2 separate regions of the Homo sapiens genome follow, and region 1 is linked to region 2. Evidence: chromatin loops called from intact Hi-C (ENCODE). Cell type or tissue: chondrocyte. All regions are shown on one strand. Links, peaks and the distances in the headings refer to the core of each region. The heading gives the core; the rest is flanking DNA.

Region 1 (9,500 bases), core at 1,771-6,770, 410 kb before region 2:
GTTTCCATCACTGACTCCAGCAAAAGAGAGGTTTAGCTAGGGATTATAAACTCAAATTCCCATAGGGGCCAAGAAGCTGACCAGGTATAAGACATATGAGCATGGTGGATACTGTGGCTAACAGAGAACACTCTCTAAAATCATTTTTAAAAATTTTCTAAACCAATGTGCCAGATAAGCAAATGTCTCCACAGACCTGATTCAGTCTGAGGGCCATCAGCTACACCCCTCAGCTTAAAAATTCGCTACTGACCCTGAAAACAGGGGGATTCAGGGTCCCCAGCGTGACCTCTGAAGTAACAATTAAGGGGGACAGACCTGAGTTTACATCTCTGCTCTGTCATTTCCTGTGTGACCTTGGGCATCTAGCCCTCTCTTTACTCATTTCTCATCATTAAAATGCAAATAAAATGAGAATGCTCTAGGTTGCTACGATGATTAACTGAGAATATGAAGAGAGTAACACAGAATCTAGTATATATGAATGTTCAATAAATGATTTTAAATTTTACTGACCAAGTTGGGAGGATTACAAGGGAAGTGTGTAAGAGTTGTCTATGTATCTTCTTTTCTTTTTTTGACAGAGGGTCTCACTCTGTCACCCAGACTGAAGCCCAGTGGCACAATCGTGGTTCACTGCAGCCTCAAACTCCCTGGGCTCAAGTGATCCTCCCACCTTAGCCTGCTGAGTAGCTGAGACCACAGGCGTGTGCCACTATGCCCAGCTAATTTTTGTATTTTTTGTAGTGATGGCGTTTCACCATGTTGCCCAGGCTAGTGATTTGTATATGTTTCTAATTCCATTTTTCCATCTAATATTAGTTGTGTGTTTTCTCCAGCTTCTGCCTCTTCTCCCAGCAGGTACCAATACGTGAACCAGGGGACAGAAGCTAATTTACTGAGCTCCAAGGGAGGTTCTGAGCTCCAGCACACAACTCTGCACTGCTGTGGGCAGCTTGGACAGACAGTCACACATCAGAGCAGCAGAAGCCTTACCTTTCATCTCTGCTGTCATTAAAACACCTTTAAAGAGCCTTCACAAAGCCCAAACACTAAAACCTGTGTGGTTTCCTTTACAGGACAGAGACTGAGCTCTCCTCACAATGGCCAGGAACCATTCTCCCCAGTATCCCCTAGCAAACAAGCCCCCTCTACCAACTTGATCAGCCAAACCTGGTGTCAGGATACTGGGGGCGGGGTCTGGGTTGGTTGTAAATACTGCTTCGCCCCAGGAAAACTCAGCCACAGTTCCCCATTAGGAAAAGCCACCATCCACTTATGGTCTCCGTATTTTCTCCAGAACCAAGCAGATGGAGATATCTTTTCATCTCCTGGATGTGTCTCTCCCACATCTGTCACCCACATTTATGATCTACATCTACAGAACTGGAAATCCGGCCTGGGCAAGGCTGACAGGCTCCTGCTGGGTCTTCAGCAGACATGTGTCTAGAGGCCCCTGCCCTGCCTGGGCTGTTGCCATGTGGCAGGGAAAGCATAGCTGGCACTGAGGGAGGAAAGGGACCCGACTCTGGGGCATGTCACTGGCCCCCTGAGGGAACTCTCTGCAGAGCAGATGGTTCTGGAGGTGTCAACCTCTCCATAAGCCCAAGACAGCTCTTTCTGCATGCCATGTCAGGGAAGGAGGCCTCCCCAGTCAGTGAATTTTCCAGATAATCTTCCTGTTCAAAGCACTCAAAATTTTATTTTACCTTTTCATTCATGAAGTTGTACATTATACACTCACATCTTCTCAAAAAGACGAGGACATCAAACAGAAATTCACATCATAACCACCACTAATTGCTCTAAGAGCTGCTGAGACAGTAGATTTTTTGGTCCCCTCTTCCTTTGCTGTCAGATTGTCAGTGGTTTCACCATCAGCCATGGCTTGGGCTGTCAGAGCACCTACTTATCTCAGCTCCCCTACTCGGATCAGCTGCGTTGGATCTGCTCAGGTCTCAGAAATCAGATAATAACTAGTAATAGCCACCATTCACTGGGCACGATATGCATGTCAGACCTCCTGCTAAGTGCCTTCCATGCACTATTTCACTTAACCCTCTCAAGCACCCTGTCGGGTAAGAACTCTTATCTCCATTTTTCAGATGAGGAAACTGAGCTCAGAGTATAAATAAATGCCTTGCATAGGGACATGGAACTGGAAAGGAGCAAGGATGGTTCTTGGATCCAGTCTCTTTGATCCCAAGTCTGTGATTGCAATTGCCAGGTTATACCACCTTCTACCATATTACTCTGCCTTGGAATTATCTATTTGACAGCTGGGCCCTTTCCCCATCTCCTCTTCCCCATCCCTTCTCCCTGCCATGATGTAATTATAATGCCTATTCTCCCAACCAGGCTGTAAGATCCGTGAAAGTATGGGTTCTGTCCTTCTTGTGCACCCTGTAACTCCCCACGATGCATAGCACTGTAACTGGTATATAGACGGTGTATAATATGTAGATTCACTCCCTTCCCTTTCACTCATATTTTCTGGTTTCCATGCTCTCTTTGAAATTCTCTAAGTCTCTTTCCAGTGGCTGGGATTGACCAGGCTGTTCCTTGCTCTGACCCAGAACCACAGGAGTCCCTGTCCTCAGCTGTCCCTTCAGAGCAGTCTCTAAACTTCTGTCCACTTATGGTGTCAACCAGATGTCCCAAGGATCTTCAGGAATTACCCCAGTGGTGTTGCCTTGGGCTCTACGGCTAGCAGCCAATTCTAGGAGAGCAAGAGGACTGCCCCTCCTGGCTGGCACTACAGTTCTTTCATGAGATTGTGTGAGACCGGCCCGCCAAAATGGGGCTGGCATATTAATGTTTGGCAATAAGTTTTTTTTTCCCCTGGTAGGGGCCCCTCAGAAAAGGTTTGCCAGGTGTCCTGCATAACCTAGGGGAGGTGGTTGTGGCTATACTAACTCTAAAGGAAGACCCCACCACTAATGTTTATATTGATGAAATCTGATTAAAATGAGCACCACAGGTAGCCATAATCAACATGTAGAACAGCAGAGTTGGGGGAAGAGATGTCATGAGTTCCTGGGCTTTGGAGGCACCAGACCTGAGTTTAAATCCTGGGTTTGCCTTTTATGAGGTGGATGACACTGGCCAAATTCCCCTCCCTCTCACATATGGAGCAAAATGTGAGCACTTCAGTGCAGGAGCATTGTGGCAGTTTTTTAAAGGCCTCCATGCCTTTCCCTGGGTATTTAATGCTGACAACAGCTTTCATTAGAGCTCAGCATATCCAGTTTTATGAAACATGCAGTAAAGACTTTGTAAGAGTCCTTACCACTGGAAGATAAAGTGTCTTTATCTTCCACTTCAGCAAAGCTCCAGAACCTGGGACTGCCAAGGAGGATCTCATAATCCATGTCCTGTGTCTGGCCCACCAGTCCTGGAGCCCAACAAGAGGGCCTAGAAGGCATACTGACAGTGCGTAGTTCTAGTTTTCTTGAAAGAAAGCTATTTTTAATCCTAGCAGCAGTGGAAACTGCATAAATTAACATAATCTCAGCCTCACATACTACTTTCAGTATTTTTTTGTTTGTAAAAACATGCTTCATGATCAAAAGCCATGCCCAGTTTGTGTCTGGAGCTAGTTGCTATAGAGAGGGTGAGATATAGGGTCACTGCTGCATACTATAAATGGACAGCATGTTTTGAACTGTCACAACCCTCCACGGACCTCACTCTGCCCCTTGAGCTTCCCTGGGGAACAAAGGCTTTTTGAAAAAGATCTTTTTATTCCTGAAAGCTGATACTGGTAGCCAGGCAGGTGCTGGCAGGTCAGGCTGATGTTGCCCCCATACTGGGCAGATGGCAGCACATGGCACCAGGTAGACAGCCCCCAGCATTCTAGCTCCTTCCTCCCCGCAATGTCAGCCTCCCAACCTCCATTTGTTCTTCCCATCCTTGCATGTTATTTTTACCACGGGGAAAAAAAAAGTGATGCTATTTCTCTGCATTTTACCCTGAAACAGTCACACCAGCTCCCTTGAAAAAGCACCCACCAGATGGCTCTGGTCCCTTGGGCTCAGAGAAACTGCAAACCTCCTGGGCTGTCGGCAGGTTATTAAAATTTCATGCATCATGCAGGAGGAATGGTTTCAAACTCCTTGGTTCAGAATGGAGTTCAAGTTGTGGCTCTGATTTAGCTATATAATTCTTAGCAAGTGACTTGCTCTAAGCAAGGCCTTGCTGTGCCTGCATTTCATCCCATGTAAAACAGGGTGAATAATAGTGCTGATTTCACAGAAAGATTGGGAGGATTAATGAATCCAGTGCCTGGAACATAGTAGGTGCTCTGTAAGTATCAGTTGGAACTACTATTACCTCTGATATAGATCTTTGGGGGCTGAAAAGGAATTGTACAAAGGCCCTGCCTAGGATGCCAAGGGAAGAAAGCTGCTCGCAGGGAAATGCAGACTCTCTAGTACCACCCATTTTTCTGGCAGAGAGAGCCAGGGAGCGTGAGCAGGGGCCCGTGCTAAGCTCACTGCCATCCTGCAACTGGGAACACCTAGCTGCCTGGTCCCAGGCTTCACCCAAAGCCCATGGAGAAGCTTTATGTCTTCTGGAGTTGTTCACAGTGGGCCTGGCACGACAACTGCAGCTTATATTTAGTGAGTACCTACTATGTGATATGTCCTGGGCTCAGCACCTTACAGACCTTCTCTGATTTACTCCTCTCAACACTATTATCCTCATTTACAAATGAGAAAACTAAGAGTCGAGAAATGAAATGACTTGTTTAAGGTCACACAGCAAACAAATCTGAGGCTTGGCTCCAACTCTAGCTTGGCTGTCTGGAGAGTCCATGCTTGTAATAACTACATGCTACCTAGGTGGGCTGGAGGGCCCAGGGCTGCTTTTCACTGCCAGCCTGAGTGGAGGCTCATAGGCTTGACCCAGCCCTCCATGGCATACTTGGCTAAGAGAATGTGTTTCATGACTTTTTTGGGAATCTGGGTCTAGAAACTTGGAGTCCAGGCACTGCTGGTGTGAAGCCTAAGTTGAGACCCCAGCCCTTTCCATTGTATGTCTGTTGGGAGTTAGGGGAGGGATGCATGAACTTTTCCCATCCCTTCCTAACCCCAGGATCACTCACATCCCCACCTTCATTAGCCAAGTTTCTAAAAGTCTCTGTTAAAATGCCAATGTATGACCTGGAAGGAGGGAGATCTTAATCCAGTGTTGGCAACGAATGCTTGAGCATGAACTGCTTTACATCAGATTGAGGGTGAATAGGAAGGAAGGGGAAGCGGTTGTAGGAAAAGAGACCCTGGGTGGTTATGTTTAGGATAGCACACCCTGAAGGAAGGAATTGGCTGGCACAGGCCTTCTCAAAACTAACCCATCCAGTGTCCCTTCACTTAAGCAATTCCCCTTGCACTGAAGCTGATGACCTCACTCATGTTAAGATGTCTATGTCTGGCAATGGGTCATCATATTCATCCTCTCAAATATCACATTTCCATTTTAATAAAGGCATTTAGTAAATTGAAAGCTTGTCTTTCCTAGTCAGGTCATAACTTCACCAATAACTACCACCAGGAAGTTGGCTCCTATAAAAGATCAATAGGTTACCTTGAATTCATTGTAGACTCTCCTATTCCTTTATCCCTTTCTCGACATGGTCACCAGATTCTGCCCTAGTTCTTCCTTCAATGGCTCTTACATCTGCTTGTTATTCTCCAGCCTCAAAGTCCACCACTATTTCAGACCCTTATGCCTCTCTATGCCTCCATTTCCTCAACTAAAAATGGGGCTAATTACAGTACCTTTCCTATAAGATTGTTGTGAGCATTAAACAAGTTCATGCTTGTAAAATTCTTAGACTAGTATCTGGCAAATATTAAGCATTCAATACACGTTAACCATCACCATCACTATCACTATCACAACTACCACCATCAGCCTCCCATTACCATCATCAGTAGCAGTACCAGGATTACCAACAGTCTCCAGGTAGGCCTCCAGTCTTCATCCTTTTCCATGTCCTGATATGAATCTCTTATACACTATTTTCAGCCCGCCTTCCCCTACTTGGAATCCCATGATAGCTTTCTGTCCTTGAAAAACCCTCTTTCCTCTCCCCATATATCTAAATCCTTTCTCTCCTTTAAGTAAATGTGAAATCAGAAACCAGCTCCTACCCCATTTCCCCTGGAAGTCTCAGTCCCATGTTATCAAGTCAGGAACTAACGGTGCAGGTGCCTTAAAACCCGTTGTGCGGTAAGTGAAGCATCTTGGGTTCTTAGCAGAACCTGAAGGCAAGCACATGCCTTCCACTGTTTCGGTCTCCCGTAAAGCACATAGACCTAGGCACATGGGTGATAGTAAGGTATGGACTCCAGAACTGAACAGACTTGAGCTCAAAACCTGGAGCTATCATTTACCAGCCATGTGACCTAGATCAAATCAGTCAACTTCTCTATCTCATCTTACTCATTTGAAAAATGGGTCTAAGACATAAACACAGAGTGATAGAGACAACTGAACTTGATGTGAAAGAAGCTCCAACACAGAGCTGAGCACACAGCAAATGCTCAGCCAGGTCTAGCTCCCTTCCCTGACCTTCAACCATCAAGGGTTGTTGATGATTATTCTATTAGAAACAAAAGATCGCCTAATGGAGCAGTTTAATCCACCTGCTTCTGTTCCCATTGGAGGGGGAAATGATTGGCTAAAGTTTGCCTTCTCCAGTGAGAGGCTCACCCCCAGCCGCTCCCTAGAAATACCACATTTTCAAAGCTGCTTTTGTGTTCAAGACAATAAAACTAGCATCCATGCCAACTGCATAATTGTGCAGGCATTGATTAACACAAAGGAATAAGATAATAAAAATGAGGCCCATATCTCAGACTTCAAATCCAGCAAAGGAAGAATAGTTGGTGTGAGGCACGTAAGTCATCAGATTCCTAAAGGATGCTCTTTCTCCCTGACCCTGCAGAGGCTGGGCAGGGTAGGCCTGGCACACACAGGCATGCTGAGATCTCCAGGAAACACCCAGGTATCTGAACCAGACCATAACTGGGCAAGGAATCCCAGAGTCCAGCTAGTCCCCAGGGAATTGTCCAACCAAAAGCTAGAAGCAGAGTTCCTTGAAGGCTGGGTGACCAAAGGCCTCCTAAGAAGCCAGGGGTATATTCTCCCAGAGGCGCCTCTCTGGCTATGCCTCCTTGGGCTGGTTACCTAACCTCTCTGAACTTCATTCTCCACCTGATAATTTCTACCTCACAAGGTTGTTATGCTACTCAACTAAGACCCTCTTAATAGCTGCCCACTTCTGGGCACTTGCTATGTGACAGACTCCATGCTAAGCACTTTATATGAATGGTCTACTTTTCATCCTTTTAACCATGCCTGTGAGGCTCCATTTTACAGGGGAGAAAACTAAGGCACAAAGAGATTAGGTACTTACTTGAGGTCACACAGTAGAGATGGCGCTGAAACCCAGGCCTGTTTGAATTTCCAGCCCATACTCTTTTTTTTTTTTTCTTGAGACGGAGTCTCACTCTGTCACCCAGGCTGGAGTACAGTGGCATGATTTCGTCTCACTGCAACCTCCGCCTCCTGGGTTCAAGCGATTCTCCTGCCTCAGCCTCCCGAGTAGCAGGGAGACTGACTACAAGTGCGCGCCACCATGCCTGGTTAATTTTTGTATTTTTGTTTAGTAGAGATGGGGTTTTGCCATGTTGGCCAGGCTGGTCTCAAACTCCTGACCTCAGGTGATCTACTCACCTCAGCCTCCCAGCCCATACTCTTAATCATTATCCTTTGCAAACAGCAAAATACTGTACAAGCCACAGAGCAGGGATGGGGCCCAAGCATTCCTAACCCCTCTGTATTTTCCCTATCCTTCAACTCCTACCTCTGACTTCACACATACACACAAACACACACATTTGTTTGATCTAGGACCCTGCAGTTAGCAATACATGTTCACATTAATCATTTTACTTGGAAACTCACATTGGTCCCTAAAGCAAGGAAAATTGTTCCCACTTTCTAGATAAGGAAAATCAAGGCTCAAGAGGTTAAATGATCGGCCCATGCCCACATAGCTACTCAACTCAATGACGTGGCCCAGGATTTCATCTCAAATCTCCTGACTCTAAGACCTCTATCCTGGTCCTACAGGTGCGAGTGAGATGCTCTCCTGGAATTTCTGAGATACCTCCCTCAATAACTATCCCCCCAACAACCCCTGCCACCTACCCACAGTGTTTATGGTTCACTGAATTATAGTTGCTCTTTTGTTCAAATGCCTCTCTCCCCTACTAGCCTGTAAGCTCTTTTGAGAGCAAAGCCTACATCTGTCTCATTCTCATTAAATTGCCAGGGTTCAGCCCAGTGTGATAGGCAGGTGCTCAGTAAATAGTCACCAACTGCAATTGTATCCCAAAGCTTCCCTTCCCACTGTGGGAGCCAGGGAGAAAGCTGCAGCTCCTAGAAGGGAGGGTGGTGTGGGTAACACTGGGGGCAATGCTTGCCTGTGAGTAAGACCTACTAAGTGTGGCATCCAGCATTTTATGTACAGGAAATGGGAGGTGGAGGGTGGGCACAGAGAGGCCTCCTTCTCCCTATCCCCCACCTTGGTGGCATAAAGGAAAACCTAACTAAGTCCTAGTAACCCCACATGGGTATCCATCATGGCTGCCTTGGGTAGGGTCATCAGATCTAGCACATAAAAATAGAGGATGCCCAGTTAAATCTGAATTTCAGATAAACAGCAAATAATTTTTTGGTTTAAGTGTGTCCCATGACCCACAAAATGAACTCATATCTTGGTTCAGGCTTTGTCATTTATTACATATTTAAATATAATTAAAATTTTTTCATCATTTATTTAAAATTCAAATTTCACTGGGCATGCTGCATGTTAGCTGGCAGCTGCACCTGTAGGCAGGCTAGACTATTGGGGAAGGGGTGTTATTTATCCAATCAGGCTGAAAAGAATGCCCCTGAGGACCAAGGGGACACTAGAAGGAGCTGACTATGATCCTGGTGTCCGGTGAGCAAGGCCTGGCTCAGGAAGGGGGAGCAGTGCCAGGCCGGGAGGAGGAAAAGAGCGGCTGTAGCCTGAGGAACTGGGTTCACGCTGCCTTCCTGGCATAGGGAGTTATGCGGAGCCCACCCCAGCTGCTCCCCATTAAGCAAAGCTGGCATTTCGGAGCACGTCAGAAGCGCTGGCTCCCAGCCCTGGAAGTCAGCGTCTGGCCTCTGAGCCAGCACTGCACTGCCTGCCCGGCCCCAGCCCTGTCACCTCAGCAGACCGAGGGCCCCAACAGGCCCATTGTCATCCTGCCCTGGAGCCTCAATGGGTCCATTCAGGGGCTTTGCAACAAGCCCCTCTGGAAGGCACTTTTTCCTCCCCCTCCAGGGTGCCCTTGGCCAAAACCTTCGCCTGTGTGGGTGGGGGGTCTGGATGTGGTGAAAGCAGCCGGCAGCAGCACAACGTTACTGAAGGCTGGATTGTTGACAGAGGGCACAGAAAT
Region 2 (9,500 bases), core at 2,814-7,813:
GGCAGAGAGAAGGGAGAAGGGAAAATAAATAAATAAGTAAAACCCAATCAGAAAACCTGGAGGCCCAGTGGAGAACCCTTTACTGAGGCTGACATGGGAAGTACGTATGCTCCAGGTTACAAAGGATTTTGAATAATGTGTGTCCCTGAGTGTTTACATAGAAGTTCTCATCTATTTTATAAGCAACTCTGCTCTTCCCTCAGAAGTTGGGACAAATAGGACTCAGGTCACTCAGAGGAAAGATAATGGGTCCTTGCCCATGCCTCTGAGATCAGGTAAGCATCCCTCACAATTCAACCTGCCCCCATGGCCTTCTGAACTTGGGCACCATTGTGGACCCAGGGAGCTACGATTTGGATGGGCAGAGGGAAAGGAACTGCTGGTTGTTAATTTGTGTTTTCAGACCACACATCCAGTCTCAGGAAATTAAATCACAGATTCAAGCTGGATGTTCCCCAGTCCTGTGATTCTTAATGTTTTGAAGGGCCAGTACTCTTGGAAATCTGATGGAAACTTTGGACTCATCCCCAGACAACACACTCAAGCACGATGCACACATGCGGATGCATACCCTATTTTTCATACTATTTCAGAGTATTTATGAAGCCACGTGAACCTTCTAAGATCCAAAGATAATTTGATTCATAAGACTTTTTAATCCTTGAACAGGAAATTTCAAGTGACATCCACTTAGGATAAATAACAGTATAAAAACAAACAAACAAAACACATCCTTTCTGTAGCAAAGACCAGCTGCTCCCCTTGCTGGTTTTTGCGTGACTCTTACAAATTTCAGGGACTCATGTGGTAAAAGCCCAATTTCCCCTCACATTCCAGAATCCAATCACTCCCTCATGTAATGGCCTTCCTTCCAAATATTCCCTGCGACATCCCTAAGGCACATCCCTGTTGTCCCTCCTAAGCAGCTGGGCAGTCAAGGCAAGCCTCATTGCAAAGCTGTCAAGGCAAAGGCAAGAGGTTACATAATTCCAATTAGCAGAAGCCCCACCAACTCTAAACAGCTCCTTACCACTTCATCATCCTTCCCCTCCGAGGAAATAATCACAATTGCCACTAACATCCTGGAAACAAAAGCCAACAGAATAAACACAGTGCTCTCTGGCAGACCTCAGGATTAAAATGTAATCTCAAAATAAAGTCTAATAACTTTTCCCCTTTTGAACACACTTGGAATAAAATTAGCATATAAATCAAAGCTTAATTAGGACATTGTAACACTGAACAGCACCGGCTGGTATTAAGGGTTTCAGGCCCAATATGATGCATCAAATAAACACCGTAATTAGAGAACAAAATCAGGGTGGTCTCCTGGTAATCAATCACCCAGCTAGGTTCAAGCTTTTCAACTTGAGGGTCATCTCTGCTTTCTGTCTTGTGGATCTTGCCTTCCAGCCAGTCTCTCCCAAGGGATGTCATGCATCTTCCAATCTGTGTTTCTGGCACATCTCTCCAGCTCTTGGCTCTCAAAGGGGAGTCCTGGCACCAAGCAGGGGTGGGGAAACTTGCAGATTGCTCAAAACAATAGTTTGTGGGCTTCCAGAATGAAGCATTTATTCCTTCTATGAGCTGTGCTATGCCCATTATCCAATCTAGACAAATACCTGCCTGGGACAGAAAGTCAAGAATCCCTGAGAACCGTCCCCTCTGCTTTCACTATTCTCCAGCCACATTGCCATCCTTGCTGTTCCACACACACACTAAACAAATGCCTGCCTCAAGGCCTTTGCACAGGCTGCTCCCTCTCCCCAGAGTGCTCTTCTCCCACAAGGCTTTCTCCCTCACTTCCTTCAGATCTCCCCACCAAAATGTCACTTCATCATAGAGGTCTTTCTCACCTCCCTTATCTAAAATAGCACTTCCTAACCCTTTCTAACTCCCTTCGTTGGAGAGTTTGAGGGGCTACAAAATAGCACCCTTCTACTCCGTGTTAGTTCTGATGCAATAAAGAATAAGAAAAAAAAAAAGCAAGGCAGATGGGAGAACAAAATCTCACCTTTATTTCCAGTACAGTTGATATTAGAACATGTGGCTGATATCTGTGGGCAAAAGGGCTTCTGGGTGCTGACATGCAGACTAGGAAGCGGGGTCACCTAAGAGGTAGGGCAGGAGGAGCAGAGCTGGCTGGAGCTTGCCATGGACAGGCTCACTCCCTGCAGAATGGAAGAAAGAAAGAGCAGGATCTTATGTGCCCTGTTCTTTATCCCAAAATCACCAAAAGTGAACTGAGCCCTTCCGCCAGGAGGAGTGTTCTCAAGGGCAGGTGCTCCCACCCCACATGTCCTAGTATAATTACCCATGAGCTCCTTGAAAAGCTACCTGATTTCTCATCTGCTTCAGCTTTCCTGACCTCCGTGAATGCAGGACACTATTTGTCTTGCTCACTGCTGTATTTGCTGCACCGTGGCAAGCCCTCCTCCCTTGGGAGGAGTCCATGCAGCCTGAAGTTGGGCTTGGGTTTACAGTTTCCTGGGGCTGGGCCACCTGTTTGAGGTCATGCTGGGGCACAGGCAGAAGTCTCCTCCAGTTTCTCTGGCTTCCTCATCCTGCTTCTCTTCCTAGTGTCTGCTGGCTCCCTGACACTGCTCCCAGACCACCAGAGCCCTGCATGGGAGCAGAGATCCCTGCCTGAGTCACATCTCTTGAGCATCTGAGCTTCACCAGGCTCTGGCTCTGCGGGGAGTGGGGGTACCCAGAAGAGGTGTCACAGACCATGCTCAGGGAACGCAGCCTGGTAGGGAAGGCAGATGTATAAATATCTTCAGTGTGGTCATTTCTGCATTAGACTGACCAATACTAATGACTAATACTGATGATAGCTTCCATTACAGAGTATCCTCTACGGGCCGAACCTAAAGCTGAGTAATTCACATCTATTAGCTAATTTAGTCCACGATTATTTTATGAAACAGTGACTATTCTAGTCCCATTTCACAGGTGAGAAAATTGAGGCTGAGAAAAGTAAATTACTTGTTGAGAGTCCTGCAGGTGGTAAGTGATGAAGTCGAGATTCAAGTCTAGGTCTGTCTAACTACAAAGCTGAAGAGTCTAAGCTCTTCCTGCCTAACCTTTCCCCTCCTGGGTTCATCTTCTCCCCAGGCTACCTCCCTCCACGCTGGCCAAGAATAAGGGATGAATGACCCCACAATGCTGCAGGCTCGGCAGCCTCTGCCTCTTCCCACATAAGATCATTTCCCAAACAGGCGCTCATCTCTCCCCGTCTTGTTCATGCCCTGCAGGGAACCTGTGTCCTTATTCTGAAAAATCCTTCTCATCCTTCTAGGCCCAGTTCAAATGTCACCACCTCTATGACCACTCTCCTAGAGTCAAATTTAATCACACTGCTTCCCCATTCATGTCAAGAACATGCCCCTATTTCAGTGGTTCTCAAAATGTAGTCTCTGGACCAACAGGATTTGCTGCAAGTAGAACTTGTCAGAAATGCAAATTCTTGAATCCCAACCCAGAGTTACTTCAATATTAGAATTACTGAGGGTGGGGCCAGCAGTCTATGTTTTAACAAATCCTGCAGCTTTCATACAAAAGTTGAAAAGCACTGCTCTATTTTAACACATCTCATTAGAGCCACATATATAGGTTTGAGAAAATTTTTATTCCGGGAGGACCTACAGGGCCAGGACTGGATGCTGTTGAGAGTTTGTCACACAGTGTCACACAGTAGGTGCTTAGTTGGCTTTGAAAGTGCTTTTTTCCCCCAGCAATTGCCTGGCAACCATGGCTTAGTGACGTTAGCAATGACAGCCAGACTGAGGTTGGAGGCATGGGCCTTTTGCATCCTTTGCAGCAGGCTTCCTCCTCTTGTCTTGTACCTGGCTTGTTGAAAAAAAGTTTGTGATTTTTCCTTCATTTATTTCACAAAAATTTATTGAGTGCCTACCAGAGACCAGACACCACTAAATATGAGAATACAATGACAAGTAAAATGCCCACTCTATCCTCATGGGGCTAGCACAGGAGACACATACTCGTCAAATAAAAAAGGCCAACTCAAAGTGGCATTTACATTTATTAGCTTATTTAATTGTCACAAGTAACCCTAAAAGTGAGTAGTGGTGTCGTCTCCTGTCTACCAATGAGGAAGTGAATAAAGAAAGGTGAAATACCTTGCCCAAGTTCACGCAGTTTGCACATGACAGAGCTGAAGTTTCAACCCTGCAGGCATTTGTTCCTGCTCTTAATCACTACACAATGCTGCCTTAAAATAATTACACAACAAAATTATAAACATTGATAATCACTTTGAAAAACAGTACATAAGAGCACATGACAGGGAAACCTTATGTAGTCAGTGAGGGGAGAGGGTGCAGTCAGAGAAATACCCTGGAAGAGGCCACATCTGAGCTGGAACCTGAAGGATAAGCAAGAGTTAACTTGCCAATCAGTGAGTCAAGGCAAGGGTGGGTACAGATGAGGCCTCTCCCCAAAGAGGAATAGCACTTGTAAAAGCCTTGAGAAGGAGGCCTGGGGGAAGTTGCCAGTGGCCACAGCACTGGGTTGAGGGTGGAAGAGGATGTGGATAGAGGCTGAAGGTATGGGCGGTGTCAGACTGCCATGACAACAGTCCTTATCCTTGGCCCACTTTTCCAAAGCAGTGTTGGCAAACCAAGGGTTCCACATGGATGGATGGCTCCACTGTGTGTGAAAATGTGGCTGAAGTGCAGGAAAATCTCATCATTCATCCACTCAGTCATTCAGAGATATTGATTGTGTGCCTACCATGTGCCAAGAGCTGTTGTAGGTATCGGGGACACAGCCCCATTCTCCTGGAGCATATCCAAAGCAGGCCTGGGGAGAGAGGACTCTCTGACAACTGACATTTGCATTCCTTCATCAGCACTGAGCCTGGGCTGTGGGCTGGGTACTGTGTTAGGTGTTCTATTGGATGGTCTGGTTTGCATTTTAAAAAGAAATTGAAGGCACATTCCAAAATCACAACTATACCTCCTAGTGGCTAAAATGGACATCTCTTAATAATTTCAACAACCACTTATAGCTCAGGATTTGAAACATTCCTGAAGAAGCAGGCATTAGATAAATCATTTTGGACTGTTCCATAAAGTGAACTTTGCTAATAGAATCTAGGGTAATGAAATGAATGTCTCCAGACCTGTAATTCATTCTGCATAACATTTACACACTCCACTCTGCTGAAATCTTGTCAAATGACTTCAGTCAGCAAAGCTCAGCCTGAAGAGGAGGTGGAGAACTAGCACAAATTTGTTCAAAAATGCCTTCCAGAAAGCATTTTCAAAAGCTGTCTTCATTGCTTCTTGTTTTTTTCTTTTTTCTTTTTATTTTAAGTTCGGGGGTACATGTGCAGGTTTGTTATGTAGGTAAACTTGTGTCATGGGGTTCTGCTATACAGATTATTTCATCACCCAGGTATTAAGCCTGATATCCATTAGTTATTTTTCTTGATCCTGTCCTTCCTTCCACCCTCCACCCTCAGGTAGGCCTCAGTGTCTGTTGTTCCCCTCTATGTGTCCATGTGTTCTCATTATTTAGCTCCCACTTATAAGTGAGAACATGTGGTATTTGGTTTTCGGTTTTTGCATTAGTTTGCTAAGGAAAATGGCCTCCAGCTCCATCCATGTACCTGCAAAGGACATGTTCTCATTCATTTTTATGGCTGTATAGTATTCCATGGTATATATGTAGCACATTTTCTTTATCCAGTCTACCACTGATGGGCATTTAAGTTGATTCCATGTCTTTGCTATTGTGAATAGTGCTGCGACGCGTGCATGTGTCTTTATGATAGAATTATTTATATTCCCAGTAATAGGATTGATAGGCTTAATGGTGTTCTGTTTTTAGGTCTTTGAGGAATTGCCATTCTGTTTTCCACAATTGTTGAACTAATTTACACTTGCACCCACAGTGTATAAATGTTCCTTTTCCTCCACAACCTCCCCAGCACCTGTTATTTTTTGACTATCGTATAATAGCCATTCTGACTGGCGTGAGATGGTATCTCATTGTGGTTTTGATTTGCATTTCTTTAATGATCAGTGGTGCTGAGCTTTTTTTCATATGCTTGTTGGCCGCATGTATGTCTTCTTTTGAAAGGTGTCTGTTCATGCCTTTTGCTCACTTTTTAACAGGTTTATTTGTTTTTTATTTCTTATAGATTTGTTTAAGTTCCTTATAGATGCTGGATATTAAACCAGATGCATAGTTTGAAAATATTTTCTCCTATTCTGTAGGTTGTCTGTTTACTCTGTTGTTAGTTTCTTTTGCTGTGCAGAAACTCTTTAGTTTAATTAGATCCCATTTGTCAATTTCTGCTTTGTTGCATTTGCTTCTGGCATCTGTCATGAAACCTTTGCCTGTTCTCATGTCCAGAATGGTATTGCCTAGGTTGTCTTCCAGGGTTCTTGTAGTTTTGGGTTTTACATTTAAGTCTTTAATCCATCTTAATTTGAATTTTGCATATGGTGTAAGAAAATGGTCCAGATTCAATCTCCTGCACATGGCTAGTCAGTTATCTCAGAACCATTTATTGAATAAGGAGTCCTTTCTCCATTACTTGTTTTTGTCATCTTTGTCAAAGATAAATGGTTGAGTGTGGGCAGCCTTATTTCTGGGCTCCCTATTCTCTTCCAATTGTCTGTGTGTCTGTTTTTGTACCAGTACCATGCTGTTTTGGTTACTGTAGCCCTGCAGTATAATTTGAAGTCAGGTAATATGTTGTCTCTAGCTTTGTTCTTTTTGCTTAGGATTGCCTTGGTTATTGGGGCTCTTTTTTGGTTCCATATGAAGTTTAAAAGAGTTTTTTCTAGTTCTGTGAAGAATGTCATTGATAGTTTTACAGGATTAGTATTGAATTTGTAAGTTGCTTTCGGCAGTCTGGCCATTTTAACAATATTGGTTCTTCGTATCCATGAGCATTGCAATGTTTATCCATTTGTTTGACATCTCTGACTTCTTTTAGCAGTGTTTTGTAGTTATGGAAGAGATCTTTCGCCTCCTTGGTTAGCTGTATTCCCAGGTATTTTATTCTTTTGTGGCAATTGTGAATGAGATTTTGTTCCTGATTTGGCTATCGGCTTGATAGCTGTTGGTGTATAGGAATGCTACTGATTTTTGTACATTTATTTTGTATTCTGGAGATGTCACTGAAGTTATCAGCTTAAGGAGCTTTTGGGCTGAAAGTATGGGGTTTTCTATTTATAGAGCCATGTCATTTGCAAACAGGGATACTTTGACTTCCTCTCTTCCTATTTGGATGCCCTTTATTTCTTTCTCTTGCCTGATTGCTCTGGCCAGGACTTCGAATACTATATTGAACAGGAATGGTGAGAGAGGGCATTCTTGTCTAGCGCTGGTTTTCAAGGGGAATGATTCCAGCTTTTGCTTATTTAGTATGATGTTGGCTGTGGGTTTGTCATAGATGGCTCTTATTATTTTGAGGTATGTTCCTTTAATACCTAGTTTATTGAGAGTTTTTAACATGAAGGGGTGTTGATTTGGCATCAATATGCAGATACCACTGAAACTGTGACATGTTGGTTTCTCACTGCACACAGAATAAAAATCAAATTCCTTTGCTTTGTCTATAAGGTCCTACATAACATGGAAGTCCCCCATATCTGATACTACCACTCTCCTCACTCCTCCAAACCAACATTTTCTGGGCACCTCAAATAAGTCAAGTTCATTCCCATCACAAAGCCTTTTTTATTGCTATTCCACTGCCTAAAAGGCTATTTCATAAGATTCTCACATGGCTGGCTCTTAATGTCACAGCTCAGATGTCACCTCCTCAGAAAGACTTTTGCTGATCACCTTAAAGTTCCTTACCTTTAGCACTCACCATTCTCTGAAATTTTCTTGCTCTTTAAATTTACCTGTTTTTTCTTGAATCTGTCTCCCCCTACTGAAATACAAGCACCATTTAGAGCAAGGTCCATGCCATATTTTCAGTTTGAACACTTTGACCTTGGAAGCTAAGTGTGTAAGATGCAATGCCTGGGTTCCTGAATCACTGGTTGGAGAAGAGCTGCCAGGTGATAATGAACAACTATTTTTGTATTTCAAATGAGATTTGGCAGCTTGTCTGTTACATTAGCAAACATATCCTTAGCTAATCCAATACTTTTTGACCATTTTCTGTCAGGTTGTTAGAACTTGTTTGATTGATTGGTAGAAGTCTTTTATATTCTGGATAGAAATCTTTTCTATGTTACACAAGTAGCAAATATTTTCTCTGGGTTTGTCACTCAACTTTGAACTTTCTTTACGGTGTCTTTGTTTTACAGACATTCACAATTCTTATCTAGTCAAATCTGTCAGTATTTTTTAACATATTATAGACTCTGTTATATGCTAAGAAGGGTTTTCTCTATACCAAGATTATAAAAGATACTCTCCAAAGTTTCCTTCTAGTTCTTCTATTTTCCAGCTACAATTATTCTTATATATTTTATAGATATTTTTGTTATAAGCACCTTTTCTCCTAGTTGCCTAACTAGGTAATGTTAATATATAGGAAGGTTACTATTCTGTATTCAGCACCTTAAGTACAAATTCTTAAAAGTCAATCTTCTTAGATAGTTCAACCAAACAATTTTATCATCCTCAAATAATTATAACTTTGGCTCTTTCCCTCCAATATTTGTATCTCTCATTTCTTTATCTTATCTTACTGCTTTGGCTAAGACTCCAACACCATCTTGATTAATCCCAGGGACAGTATGTGTCCTTATACTTTTCTTATCTTTACTAGTGAGGCCTCTGTTATTGTACCATTAAATGTGATGTTTGCTCCCTTCTTATGCTCTTTATATTTTAAAACCCTCCTTCTCTTCAAAATTTACTAAAACCTTTAATTAGGAAAAGATGATGAATTTAGTAAAATCTGTTTCAGCACTCAGAGAGAAAGTCATATGGTTTTTCTCCTTTAACCTATTAGTAAAATGAATTCATTAACAGACTTCCTAATGTTAAGCAATATCTGCTTTCCTGGAACAAAACTTTACTCTGTCATCATATGTTGTACTTTTAATACTTTTCTGGATTTGATTTGCTAATATTTTATATAGAATTCTTTTGCAACTACATTCATAATCATGTGTATCTATTTGGGGCCAGTGCTCTTGAATGTTGGAAAACATGATATTGAAAATCATAGATCCTCATGAATTAGGTGGTTTATTAAAAGGATACCTGGGATAAAGTAACAGAATGTATAGGTGTATCTGAGGCTGTTGGTGAATCCCTCAGCCAAGCCAATCTACTCCTCATTTTAGAGGCTCTGCCGATGCTCTGGAACTAGAAAAGAAAACCAGAACATGTGGGAGATTTGAGGTTTGGTGAATTTAATATTGAAGACGCTAAAGAGGTGTTCAATCATTGCAGTAAAAGATAATAGAGGCTAAAGTAACAAAAGAAACCGAGACTGCACCCACGTATCTGGGTGGGACCTCTCTAGCTGAGAATAAGCAGAAAAAGGAAGCATA

What was found. Hi-C counts contacts between places; a loop is a spot of excess contacts. Peaks named below come from ENCODE experiments on the same cell type or tissue, not always from the same donor. Only the 100,000 strongest peaks of a DNase experiment are listed, where the experiment ranks them.
Region 1: it touches region 2 in a loop (2.6-fold over the local background); 19 of 110 quality-filtered maps call a loop at or near these places.

What each region holds. Positions count from the first base shown.
Region 1 is chr11:19,730,261-19,739,760 of GRCh38, reverse strand. The region is part of intron 1 of NAV2 (neuron navigator 2); the gene reads right to left. Among named protein-coding and RNA genes, the nearest start is that of LEISA1, 20 kb to the right of the region's middle. In chondrocyte, for the core only: CTCF peaks have their summits at 3,808 and 4,011 (motif pointing right); no DNase peak of the experiment used is centred there.
Region 2 is chr11:19,322,127-19,331,626 of GRCh38, reverse strand. No RefSeq gene overlaps it. Among named protein-coding and RNA genes, the nearest start is that of E2F8, 86 kb to the right of the region's middle. RefSeq lists an enhancer at 4,446-4,595. In chondrocyte, for the core only: a CTCF peak has its summit at 5,000; no DNase peak of the experiment used is centred there.